3 separate regions of the Homo sapiens genome follow, and all the other regions are linked to region 1. The links are chromatin contacts, found by Hi-C or POLR2A ChIA-PET in ENCODE. All regions are on one chromosome and are shown on one strand. Each heading gives the region's core, a stretch centred on a gene start or an enhancer-like site at or near the end of the contact. The rest is flanking DNA. Distances are from core to core; before and after follow the strand shown. Region 1 holds the start of SLC67A2 (solute carrier family 67 member 2). Region 2 holds the start of IL18R1 (interleukin 18 receptor 1). Region 3 holds the start of SLC9A4 (solute carrier family 9 member A4).

The links. A loop is a pair of places that touch in the nucleus more often than their neighbours do. ChIA-PET counts read pairs that join two places held with the same protein, here RNA polymerase II (POLR2A). Pooled maps may share reads with other maps.
Region 2: a loop to region 1 is called in a map with no recorded cell type, with 4 times the contacts of the local background. The contact joins the promoter of IL18R1 here to the promoter of SLC67A2 in region 1. A Hi-C loop is called at or near these places in 1 of 37 single-sample maps with no recorded cell type and 7 of 50 pooled maps. POLR2A ChIA-PET finds 5 or more read pairs at or near these places in 1 of 52 experiments (Panc1).
Region 3: a pooled map shows a loop between it and region 1 (3-fold over the local background). The contact joins the promoter of SLC9A4 here to the promoter of SLC67A2 in region 1. A Hi-C loop is called at or near these places in 3 of 50 pooled maps.

The regions. Positions count from the first base shown.
Region 1 is chr2:102,734,807-102,739,037 of GRCh38, forward strand. It overlaps SLC67A2 (solute carrier family 67 member 2), which reads right to left and starts at 2,082. Exons shown (of 6, transcript NM_032718.5): 1 at 1,840-2,082. The coding sequence starts at 2,004. It also overlaps a transcript of TMEM182 not described here. RefSeq lists a silencer at 1,989-2,198.
Region 2 is chr2:102,353,620-102,357,850 of GRCh38, forward strand. IL18R1 (interleukin 18 receptor 1) reads left to right here and starts at 2,177. Exons shown (of 11, transcript NM_003855.5): 1 at 2,177-2,781. RefSeq lists an enhancer at 1,946-2,447 and silencers at 2,042-2,151, 2,172-2,231.
Region 3 is chr2:102,470,779-102,475,009 of GRCh38, forward strand. It overlaps SLC9A4 (solute carrier family 9 member A4), which reads left to right and starts at 2,448. Exons shown (of 12, transcript NM_001011552.4): 1 at 2,448-3,237. The coding sequence starts at 2,982.

The DNA.
Region 1 (4,231 bases), core at 832-3,331:
CAGCATAAAGAAAACATATGATAAATTGTGAATATTCAAATCTGTATTGGAAGGCTGACCTTAACAAATGATCTGCGAATTGCTTTGTTTTATTCTAATACTAAAACTACTTTGAATTCTAAGTCAAATTCTCTGAACCCTAGTCTGGACTTTCCAGGTAAGGGCTCAAATGTTTTCATCTGGCTGAACCAGCCCAAGTCCCTTCTGAGACAGGACAGCAGTAGCTTGGGACCCATAACTAAAAAGGCTGGATGTCAGCCAACTCCTCTCCAAGAACCACCCATACTCACTGGTTGTGAATTCTAGGTGCCTAGACTGAAAAGTAGAAGAAGCATCCCCATGCTGAGAATGAACTACTAGATTAAAGGAATAGTGGTCAGAAGGAGTGCCAGTCTCTGAAGTTAAAGGCATGGAGCTGGAGGGTGGATCCTGCAATGGCCTAGAGGCAGAGAAATCCTCTCTAAAAAGCCGCCCTCCCTGAAGACCTTGTGTTTCTGGGCTTGCAGCAATTTGATGAACATGCTTTCATGGTGATCTTAACTATTAACTCAACATAGAGTTGCTACCAACTGAACGCCTTGCATGGAGGTGGTGGCATGGAGAGTGCATGAAACTGGGAGAAGTGGTGGTCTTGATCTGCATCTGGGCAGAAAACGATGACTCCCTGCCAGGGCCCAGTGCCATCAGATACTATCTTCAAGGCCTCAAAGGCAGCCTTCTCCCATTGACACTTATCGCAGCTTCCTTACCCTCAAGATACTGGATTAGCTCACACTCAGGGCTGAATCAGGCCTAGCCTTGGAAAGGGAGGAGTGCAGAGGTGGATCTAGGGTTCTTGCAGATAATGGCCCAGAAACTACCAACATCAGCTTACTTGTAAGACTGAATTCTTCTGTGGCAGAACTGTGGATTACAATAGTGAAGCTCCGCAGCACCTGCCACATGGCAGGTGTTCAGAAATGCCATGAATCAGCTTACTAAACTTTCCATTCTACGTGGGAAATTAGCACTCAGGGAGCAAACCAGGACACGCGCGCGCGCACACACACACACACACACACACGATGAAACCAAACCGCCATTGTGCAATGCACACCCTTTGTCCAAAGGTAGATGGGTACAATTCACTCTGATCTGCATTTTTAAACATTCAAGTCAACCGAGAGCTCTAGTGAAAATGCACCCAATTCTGTACAAGTGGGGTCATCAACAGCGGCTTCTCCAGCCTGGTCTGGTAAAAAAGCAAACCACAGGCACACACATCATGATGAAACCAAACCTACGCTGTGCAATGCGCAGTTTGTCGAAAGGCAGATGGGTAAAATTCACTCTGATCTGCATTTTTTAATATTTAAGTCAACCAAGAATCCTAGTGAAAATGTGCCTAAATCTGTCCAAGCGGGGTCAAGAGCGGCCTCCCCTGCCTGTTCTGGTAAAAAGGCTTGCGTGTCCCTACCTCACCAGCAGCCGCACAGCAGCTGGGCTTTTCCAAGCTTGCCCACACCCCTGTTCTCCGCCCTGCAAAAGCTGCACCTGCCACAGCATTTAACACCTGGTCACACCTGAGGTTGGTACCAGGGCTTCTCAAAAGGCAGGGAAGGGAAGACGTTCCGCGAACGGGGTGCAAGAGAAAGCGCGAGGGGCAATAAAGCAGTGTGGCCAGATGCAGACTGAAGTGGGTGATAGGGCAAGAGGAGAGCTTGATAGGTAGTGAGGCACTCACCAGGCGGACTGCGGGTTCCCACTCCCTGGGAGCTCCCCGGAAGCTCCAAGAACCGCCTGGGTCCCCAGGCCCGAACACAGTCAGCACTTGCTCCCAGCCCCCACGCTCGCACTCACCAAGAAGCCCACCAAGTAGAGACAGAGCAGGAAGCGGCGGGCTCCGACGGCACCGGAGTCGGCAGCCTCCGCCTCGGTTCCTGTCTTCTGCTCCTGTTTCCGCTCTGCGGTCTCCGAGACCAGCCTCGGGGCCGAGTTCATGTCCCAGTGACCCCCAAGCTCCATACCCGCGCCGGCCGGGGGTCGGACGCAGCAGCAGCCGCGGACCTACCCCGGGAGCCCAGCCCCGCCCCGAGCGGAAGCAGGAGGCGCGCGCCTGCGCAGAGAGAGGGGGCGGGTGCTACCTGGCAGCTCCGCGGGTGCGTGGCCGGTGCTGGCTGGGAGTTCTGGTCTCAGGCAAGGTGGGGACTGGGCACATCATCAATACGGTAAGCACACACCAGTTTGTGATGATAATGATGATGCTCTTTGTTTCCTCTGGGTACAGACCCTGCTGCCCCTATCGTTGGAGGACAGGAGGGAATTGTATTGAGCTTCACTTCCTCCTATGGAGTTGTGCTAGGAGGTGACCAACTCCAGCTTGAAGATCCACAGACCCTGGCCACCAGTTGGTTGTGACAGACCTAGGATACGTTAACGTGGCTCTCCAAGCTTTCGTTTGCCTATTTAAAAAGCAGTAGGAAATAATGTAGTCCAACTTCTAGAGGTGTGAGAATTCTACACATGCTTCTTAAGATCCTTTCTGGTGCAGTGCAATGTGAACAAACCATAGATGGTCTATGCCTGAGTTGAGATTACAGTCTCATGGAGTAAAAATAATAAGCACGCAGTAAATAAACATAAATAAAAATACTAAACATGCAATGAAAAAGCATAAAATAAGTAAAATAATATGGTGATAATATAAAGAAGCACGGTCTTGATGTGGAAAGTAATGAGGTGGGGAGTGAGCTACTTTAGAAAAGCAGTTTGGAGGAGGTGACATGTAAGCTGAGAAGAGTGGAAAGAAGATATGTGTGGCTGAAACTTCCTCATCAAACTGAGAGGTCAGCAGGAGTGCAGACCATTTAGGACCCAGAAGGCCATAACAGAGATTTGGGGTTTATTCTGAGTGCAGTGAAAGGAATTAAGTGAGTGCATGACACCAAAAGATGCCTTTAAATTACTTAGCAAAGCCCATGACACATGGTAAGTAATAAATGTTAACAATAGTGACTAGCCCCTCTTTTCTTTAGAACTTGTTATTTATTCCTCTTTCACTGTGGGATCAAGAAGACTCTGACATTTTACTGAGATTTTGCTCAAAATCTCAATTTACTTGTGTAGGTTGCTAATTCTGAGATCTGTTAAATTCAGTGTTGCAAAGTTTCTCATGGGAGGTGGCACTGAATAGGGAGAAGTGGAATACTGATACTTAGAATTAAGACATATAATTGAATCCAGGTGAAACTGTCAATCGTGAACCCCCAAGTTATTCTGAGACTCCTTTGCAGGAGAACTAGTTTGCTCTCCTATAGCTGAGGAAACTAGTCTTTTTGTGCTTGAAATTTTGTGAGTAACTCATCTGGGAAAGGCGCCTTGAAAGGGCTGCTCATGTTAACCCATTAAAACCACTCACTGTGGCTACTAAATACATAGCTAGGGTGAAATTTTAGCATGCTCTGGTGACAGGTACACATTATAACCTAGGAGGACATCTCATACACGCCAAAAGAATTGGAAGTCACGGCCAGGCGCGGTGGCTCACACCTGTAATCCCAGGACTTTGGGAAGCCAGGGTGGGCAGATCACAAGGTCAAGAGATCGAGACTATCCTGGCCAACATGGTGAAACCCTGTCTCTACTAAAAATACAAAAAATTTAGCTGGGCGTGGTGGTGCGCGCCTGTAGTCCCAGCTACTTGGGAGGCTGAGGCAGGAGAGCTTGAACCCGGGAGGCAGAGGTTGCAGTGAGCTGAGATCGCCCCACTGCACTCCAGCCTGGCAACAGAGGGAGACTCTGTGTAAAAATAATAATAATAAAAGATTTGGAAGTCTCTGCTAATATATAATCAATGTAAACTTTAGAAACCTGGGGGAGAGATTTCTAAGGGTGTCAGACAAAAAAAGGGAATAATATAACACTAAATTAGGCAGAATTCACTAGTATAGATGCATTTACAACATATACCGATGTAATATGTTAGCTTGTGCAGCTGGAGGCAGCTCTAGTAGTTTAGTCAGTTGGTTGAAATTTAGACTCAAAGATGGCCTATATTTAATGATGTTCAGATGCCAGAGTTTTCCTGGCAAAATGTGGATAAAGGACTCCAAAAGTTTTGGAAAAATGACAATGTCAGAGTGGATTTATTATGTATGACTTGCAAGCCTAATACTCAAATATATTCCACGAAGAGGCCAAGACGACACTTCCTGCACTAAGGCACTGAGGAATGTATTAGTGAGAGATGCAC
Region 2 (4,231 bases), core at 927-3,426, 380 kb before region 1:
TGTAGGAATTATTTATGTATTGTGGATGCAAGTTCTTTGCCAGATAGATGTAAAGTGAGAATATTTCCAGGGTTATCTATTCATTTTTAAGTGATGTCTTTGTTTAGTAGACATTTTTAATTTTGGTGATGTCCAATTAATCAATGTGTCCCAAATGGCTATTTTTTTTTGTGTCCTAGCTAAGAATTTTTTTTTTTTGCCTGTCCAAGAGCATGATTTATTTATTTATTTTTTGCCTGTTCAAGGGTCTTCTCTGTATTTTTATGAAATATTTACGGTTCTAGCTTTTATGTTTAGGTCCATGGTCTATTGTGAATTGATACTTGTATATAGAACAAGGCAAGGACAAAGTTCTTTTTTCTGCTGCTGCTTCTTCTGTAGAGGTACCCAGCTGTTCCAGCAATGTTTGTGAAAGACTGTTTTTTCCCCACTGAATTGACATGGTGCTTTGTTAAAAAAATCAATTGACTAGATATGTGTGGATCTATTAGTCTACTTTCTATTTTGTATGTTTGTATGTTTCTGTGAATATCACATTGCCATAATTACTATTGCCTTATTATAAATCCTCAAGTCAGTATAAGTCTCTCAACTTTGTTCATCTTTGTCAAGATTGCCCAGACAGGCCGGGCAGGTGGCTCACCCCTGTAATTTCAACACTTTGGGAGGCTGAAATGGGTGGATCACCTGAGGTCGAGAGTTCAAAACCAGCCTGACCAACACGGAGAAACCCTGTCTCTACTAAAAATACAAAAGTAGCCAGGCGTGATAGTGCATGCCTGTAATCCCAGCTACTCGGGCGGCTGAGGCAGGAGAATCGCTTGAACCCGGGAGGCGGAGGTTGCAGTGAGCCGAGATCGCGTCATTGCACTCACTCCAGCCTGGGCAAGAAGAGCAAAACTCCGTCTCTGTCCGGACAATCCTAGATTATTTGCATTTTCATATGAATTTTAGAAACAGCTTCTTAATTTCTTTGAAAAATTTTCCTGGGATTTGGATTGAATTGTATTAAATATATAGATTCTGTAATATATAGAGTCTAAAAATATACAGTGTGGAGAATAGATGTCTTAAGTCTTCCAATCCGTAAACGTGGTATATCCCTTTATTACTTAGATGTTTCATCTCTGTTAGCAATATTTTGTAGTTTTCACAGGAGATATCTCATATATTATCCAATGAATTTATACTTTGGTATTTTGATTTTTAAATGCTATGGTAAATGGCATTTTTAACAAACTTCACTTTTCAAGTTTCCATCTCTAATATATAGAATTGCTATTGATTTTTATATTCCATGATCTTGATAAACTTAATATTTCCAGTAGTTTTTTTTTTTGTAGATTTCAAAAGTTGGTCTACATATAATTATGCTCTCTGTTAAAACCAGTAGTTTTAATTCTTTCTTCTCAATCTTTATGCTTTCTAATTTTATTTTTATTTCTTCACTTGTTGCAAAGCAGTTGTCCCAGGTGGGAGCCAAAATCCTTATCTCATTACTAATCTTAGGAAAAAGTAAAATGTTTCACTATTATGAGGTCACCTGTAGGTTTCTTATAGATGTTCTTTATCAGATTAAGAAAGATCATTTCTACTCTCGGTTTTCTGATCGTTATTAATTCAGAAAGGGTGTTGAATTTTGCCAGATGCTTTTATTTGCATTTATTGAGATAATTACATATTTTTATTTATTATGTGGTGAATTATCTAAATTGGGTAAAAAGAATTAAAATCATTGTCCAATTGAACATTTTGCCTGTCGGCTATGGGTTTCCCTTTTCCTTTGGTTAAATAACAGTTCTGCCACAAAATAAAAATCTAGAAACACACATTCCCCTTTGGCCTCCTTAAAAAAAATTAAAACTTCAACAATTGCACCCCTCTCTATTACTTCCCTATAGTGAACTCCCATCCTTCTGGGAAAGCAAAAAGCCTGGGGCGCATTTGTGTACTTGAGACGCGGAGCCCCTCTCACCTTCGGCATCCCCCGGGGACCCCTCTTCCACCCTCAGCCCTCCCCTCCTCTTCCTCTGAAGAGCCGGGCGGCCGCTGCGGCCAGCGGTCCTCCCTCCTGGCATCCTCTGCTGTGAACCGCGGCCTGCAGGGTGCTTGCGAGCGGCCCGGGCGCGCCCCCTTCCGGCCCCGCAGGTCACCCGGCTACAGCCCGGGTTTTCCCGGGACCCGCGCCGCGCGGCTGGGCAGGAAGCGCCAGACGCCTGGGGCCCACGCCGTCCGCGGGAAAAGGGCAAGGCGCTGGGTTTTCCAGCAGCAACCTTTGGACCCCGCGATCCAGTAGCTCCGGTAACTCCACGCGGGGCGTCTGGGTGGAGGAGCCGGTCCTGGAGCACGGCTGCGAGGAGCACCCGGACCGGAGGGTCCCCAGACCGGGACCTCCGAGTCAGGGAGGATTCTACGCCAGGGAGCGCCCCAGACTGAGAGCGCCCCAGACCGCTACACTCCCGGACCCGGAGCTTCGCCCGACCGCGGGCAGTGCCCACCTGCAGCCTCCACCGGCCGGGGTTAGCAGCCAGGAGCTGCCAGACGCCTGACATTCTTCTTTCTGTTCCTACTTTTTTTCCTTCTTCTTCTTTTTTTTTTTTTTTGTAGCCCTCTCTGGGTGCCTTATCTCTTTAATCACACCTCTCTTTCACTTTCCACGGTAGTCAGGAGGCGGAGATCGCTGCTTCTCACCTACTTTCTGAACTTGGCCTCCGCAGTCGCGACCTGGCGTGAAGGAGGAGCTGCCGCCCCCGCCCCAGCCTCGGGGACGCCTCTCTGAAGGTAAGGGTGGGCTCCGCTGCCACCCGCATCCCCTCCCCACCCCCCAGAGGAAGGGAAGACCACCATCCGGGGAGGGATTCTCAAAACAAGATCAATTAAGAGAGAGAGAGAGATAGTGTGTGTGTGAATACGTGTGAATAATTGATGAGACAGCATCCTGTCTTTCTCTGAAAGTATAGTTTTAGAAATTAAGACATCCCCAATTATTTTCTGGAGAGGTGAGAACGACTGAAATAAATGATAACAATAGTTGTCATTTTTTAAGTGCTTACTGTGTGCCTGACACTGTAGAAAATTTTTAGATATCTTATTTTCACTTAATCCTCCTAAGGGCCACATGAAATAGGAACTATTATTATGCTTTAATAAAAGGGAGGAGGAATTCCGTCATTTACCCAAGAGTATCCAGCTACTAAGTAGTAGATCCCAGATCCACACCTACAGTTTTTCTGATTCCAGAGCCTTTGTCTTTTTTCTGCCCAGCCTTGGGAAGTTAAAATGCCCAGCACCTTGCATCGCAGTTATCAGACAAATTAATGAGGTGTCAATTGCAGCCAGATACAGAGATCCAAGATTATTGTATTCATTTCACTGACTTCCCTTGCTTCATTCTCAAGACCCTTTGCAAATACTGATTTTGTGTCATACACAGTGCTGCTATTGGGAGCACACCTCTCAACCTCAGGGCCTTGGATGGGCTAGGAGGGGTAAATTTGGGGAATTGGGTTTGTGCAGGTTCTGGGGACAGTGTTTTCCCTCTCCCTGCACAAATATACATCCAAAGGCTGAGAACTAAGGCTAAGGCCTAGGAATGTGGATTGAAAAGGCAGGGTCTAAATCCCAGCACTTGGGAGGCTGAGGTGGGCGGATCATGAGGTCAGGAGATCGAGACCATCCTGGCTAACATGGTGAAACCCCGTCTCTACTAAAAATACAGAAAATTAGCCAGGCATGGTGGCATGCATCTGTAATCCCAGCTACTCGGGAGGCTGAGGCAGGAGAATCCCTTGAACCTGGGAGGCAGAGGTTGCAGTGAGCAGAGATTGTGCCACTGCACTCCAGCCTGGGCGACAGAGTGAGACTCTATCTCAAAAAAAAAAAAGAAAAAAAAGAAAAGGCAGGGTCCCTGCCTTCAGGGACCTCACCAGAGAGTGGGAGCTAGTCCAGGAGTGATGGAAACACCTGCAGAGTGATGGAGACGGGCTTGGACATAGGCATGTGCCATTTGGGGCTGTTGCAGTTGGAGAGCTTCCTTGAGAAGGCAAATACTGAGCCAAGTTGAAAGGACTCTAGGGACCTGGCATCTGGGATAAGTGGGGAGGGTGGCCCAGGTAGCACAGGCATAGGCAGATTTGGGGGGAAGCATAAGGCTAACAACAGACACTTGTGTGACAAGGACTATGAGGTGGCATTGATTTTCTTGGCCTTACAGATGAGAAGCCAGATTCCA
Region 3 (4,231 bases), core at 1,198-3,697, 260 kb before region 1:
GGGGATAGAGATAGTAACCTACTTCTCTTGGAGTGATACCCCTGGTGTGTGAGTGGGATGCTGGACTGGGGTAGTAGCCACTGGTCATCTTGGTTTATTTCCAGTGTTGTGAAAACTCAGTCTTATGAGTAAGTTGAGAGTTATCGGGGTCCAGTATTCCTAATTTGCTGTTTCTGGGGTAGATTCAGTTACATTTGCCTGCAATAGAGTCTGTTCAACATATTGCTAGGATTGGGGTAGGGCAGAGTTTGGTTACGTATGCTGACAACCTGACTTTTCTGGGTAGAAACTGTAGTCATAAACTGGGATCTGGGATTAGAGGCAGCCCCATCCTCGTGGCTACATTCATCCAGAATAGAGTTTTTCTCACATTGAGCTGAGGGGTGGGTAGAGAAAACAGGCCGTGCCTTCAGGTCTTACCAATATTTAGAAGATTTTTTTCAATTTCTGTCTGCTCTTAGGACAATTTCCAGAGACTGGATGGTTGTTTTTGATTTTTAATGATCTCACCAGTTATAGTTGTTTCACTAGGAAATCTATGGTGCTTCTTATGCTGTCATTCTAGAAGAGCTTCTCCTTTCTTCCCCCTTTCCCCTCACTTTTGCTGCCCTTAGTTTGCACTTCTCATGGAAGCTTTGTCTCACATACACTTTCTGGGGACCTTATACTAAGAAATCATTTTAGAAAGAATGTTCTGACATCTGTAAGAAAGTACTGCATGAGTGGAAGTGATGCCGATGGTTGATGAAGTGGGCTGCTACATCTTAACCTGGACCACAAGTTAGTAGACTGTTGCAGAGCTCAAGTTGTTCTCTTACCATCCTCCCAAGATTGGCATTTTTACTCTGAGAGGGACTGGACTATCAGCCATCAGGTGATCATAAGGCTAAACGGGTTGCCATATACTCACAAAATTTGGAATTTTAGAGCAGGAAAGGGTTACCAGGTATGGACAGCATCTTTATTTTATAGATGAGAAAACTATAAAGGCTCAAACTATAAGGCTCAAACAGGTAATTTTCCAAAGCCAATCAGATAACTAATGTCTGAGTACATAAGTCTTTTGATTCTTCATTTTGGTCTTTCCACAAGGCACTATGTGAGACTTGCTCCCTCATTTCTTTTTAGAAAGAAAAGTACAATAAAATGCAAATAAAAATAAAACACCTATTATAAAGCAGCTTTCTATTAAAGGATATTCATATATTCTTTGAGAAAAAATAATCGACTCAATATGTGTACCCTTCTTGTAGTCCACCTGATAGTCTCATTTCAGTGACTGAATCTAATCTATTCTGGAGTCAAACTGAAGGAAAAAGAAAAAATATTCATATGTGAACTTTTAATTCTATTGCCTCACTATGAATTTGCATCTAGGTGTTAGCCCTTCTCAACCATTCCTTTCTCAATTTCCCAGTGATGTTAGCTGAGTGTGTGTGTGTGTGTGTGTGTGTGTGTGTGTGTGTGTGTGTGTGTGTTGGCTGGGGGGAAATCCCCTGCACTCACTAATATGAACTAAGAAAAAACAAAACACAAAGCATCTTGCAGTTTGATGTAAAAGAGATGTTGGGGTAGTATATGGATGATGTATTATTCTCATTTTTTACTGAGTATCAGTAATCATTGCAAAAGTGTTGTATCTTATCCTAAAAGTATAAGAAATGTAATTTAAAATAAAAACTAACATTTAAGTGCCAACTACATGCCAAATTCTTTACTTGCTTTATCTCATTTAATGTTCCTAGCTACTCAATGAGGCAGATATTTTCCTCTCTGTTTCAGATAAGGAATTTCTGAAAGGTAATTAACTTCACCAAGGTCACCTGGCAACAAGTAGAAGAGCGAGAAGTAGGCTCATAAAAATTATCTCAAAATTCTTTCATCAACATTCTATGATGCTGCTTCTTTTTAACAACAACAAATGTTTTTTAAATGGAAAATCTGGATGTGCCATGGAGTTTTACAAATCCAGGTATTTAGGTGTATTTATGGAACTTGTTCTTTGGCTTCCTGTTTTTTAAAAATTATAGTGTAAAGTTCATAGAGATCTGGAACTTCATTCCTTCTATGAATGACTGCTCATGGAGTCTGGTAACATGCAAAAGTTTCAGTGTTTGCTACCATCCTTGTTGTTACCACCTCCTTCTTATCCTCCTTCTTCCTCATGTATAGAGACCATATAAGACAGTTTGCTGGACAATTCTGGTTTGTGCCTATAGCTTTGCATAATTATCATTATTATTCATTCCCCAAAGTGTCCTGGTTTAGATAATTTCATGGTCACCTTAACGTTCATAACTGAAAGTGTCAAGGGTGTTGTATTGCAGGTGCCCACTAGGTGTCAGCAGTGTGACCTCCAGAGAACCCTCAGAGAAAGGATTTCATTACAAAAGTCAAATCAAAGCAAATAATTAAGTGTAGTTCCAGAGCTACCTGAAGCCGTGGTCATTCAAAACAAATGAGAGGACAGGGGGAGGAGAGAAGGAACAAGCGCAGATCAGGTAGCTCCTTCTTGGGATCTGATAGACAGGGAAGGTTTCCTTTCCTCATTAGAAGGACTCCAGTGATCTGTGGAATGAGCACTACAGTATCCTTTTAAATTTTCACCCACAAGACAAAGCCAGTATGCAGTGAAATGAGGAAATGCCTTTAAGTGAAGAGATTTTTATTTCTTTCATAAATTGCTCAAGCCATGATTGGATGGAGGTCCTCCAGGTAGCTCCATGGACTTTAACAAGTCTATTGAATAACTGCATTTGAGTTGGAAGCTGAGTTGCCTGAACACAAACGATTTAAACCAGATTAGAAAGTGTCTACATACAGAGCTCAATAACACACTCGGAATCTTCTTGGGAGGACCCACAGACTGTACCTATATTACTTTTGACCCAGGTGGATGCAGTCACTCTCTAGAAGCCTCCCCGACTTCAGATGTGTGGCACACATCCACACAGGGGTGTAGGTAGGAGAAGCCCACAGGAATGGCTCTGCAGATGTTCGTGACTTACAGTCCTTGGAATTGTTTGCTACTGCTAGTGGCTCTTGAGTGTTCTGAAGCATCTTCTGATTTGAATGAATCTGCAAATTCCACTGCTCAGTATGCATCTAACGCTTGGTTTGCTGCTGCCAGCTCAGAGCCAGAGGAAGGGATATCTGTTTTTGAACTGGATTATGACTATGTGCAAATTCCTTATGAGGTCACTCTCTGGATACTTCTAGCATCCCTTGCAAAAATAGGTAAGTCCTTAAACACCTGGTTTGGTGAGTTATCTTTTTACATAAGATAGTGAATGTGAAAATGCCTTATAGATAACGGGCTAAGAGGATTTTAACTGTTACTGCTATTACATTAAAAATTCTCTTCCCTTCAGTCAAGGGAAAGTCATAACTGCATTTTACTAAGCTATTTAATACTTTGAGATTGCTCTTTGAAATTTGAGAGCATACTTCTGGGTACTGGGCTGTGTTGGTTTCTTCTCATTTCAGGGTGACAACCATGTGACATTGTTGACATGCAAAACTCTCAAATTCTATGCTTTAAAAATATAGAGAATAAAGCACGTAGACCTGGGCATGATGCAAGGTGGAAATTTCAGGAAACACATAATGTTTCTTCTGTAAAATATTCTTGGCTGTGTAATTGTGGGCTTCATCAATCACCCCATTGTTTATTCTTTAAAAGTAGCGTGTGCTTCTTGCAAATTGACAGAAAGCAAAAAACAAGAAAACCATAGGCAACTTGTATTACTCAGTGATGGGATGTCGGGGCATATAAGATTATATCTGTCAGTAAAATATTAGTTTATACCTACCAAGTGGGGCCAGTGAGGCACCTCTAATTTCCTTTGTGAAATAAAGTGAATCCAAGTTAATAGATTAAATTCCAATCAAGGGATCTTTGTGTCAAAAACCAAAGAGGTGGCTATACTCTGTGACTGTTTAATCCCTAACTGCTCCTCCTTATCTCTTTAAAACCAGCTTATTCTAAAGTGGAAAATTAATATAATTATCTCAAATGCTAAGCACAATGCCTCCTTTGCCTCAGCTATAAACTTTATGCTATTTGAGTATGTAGATTGCCTTATTGAGATAGAATCAATGAAACATTTTAATTCTCATTTATTTATATGTGTATGTTTTCTCTAGGATGGGTGTGTAATGTGGGTTGAGCCTTGAGGTCTGGCAGTTACCTTCTGTGTGCTCTGGCTATTCACTTAGCTCCCTCCCTGTG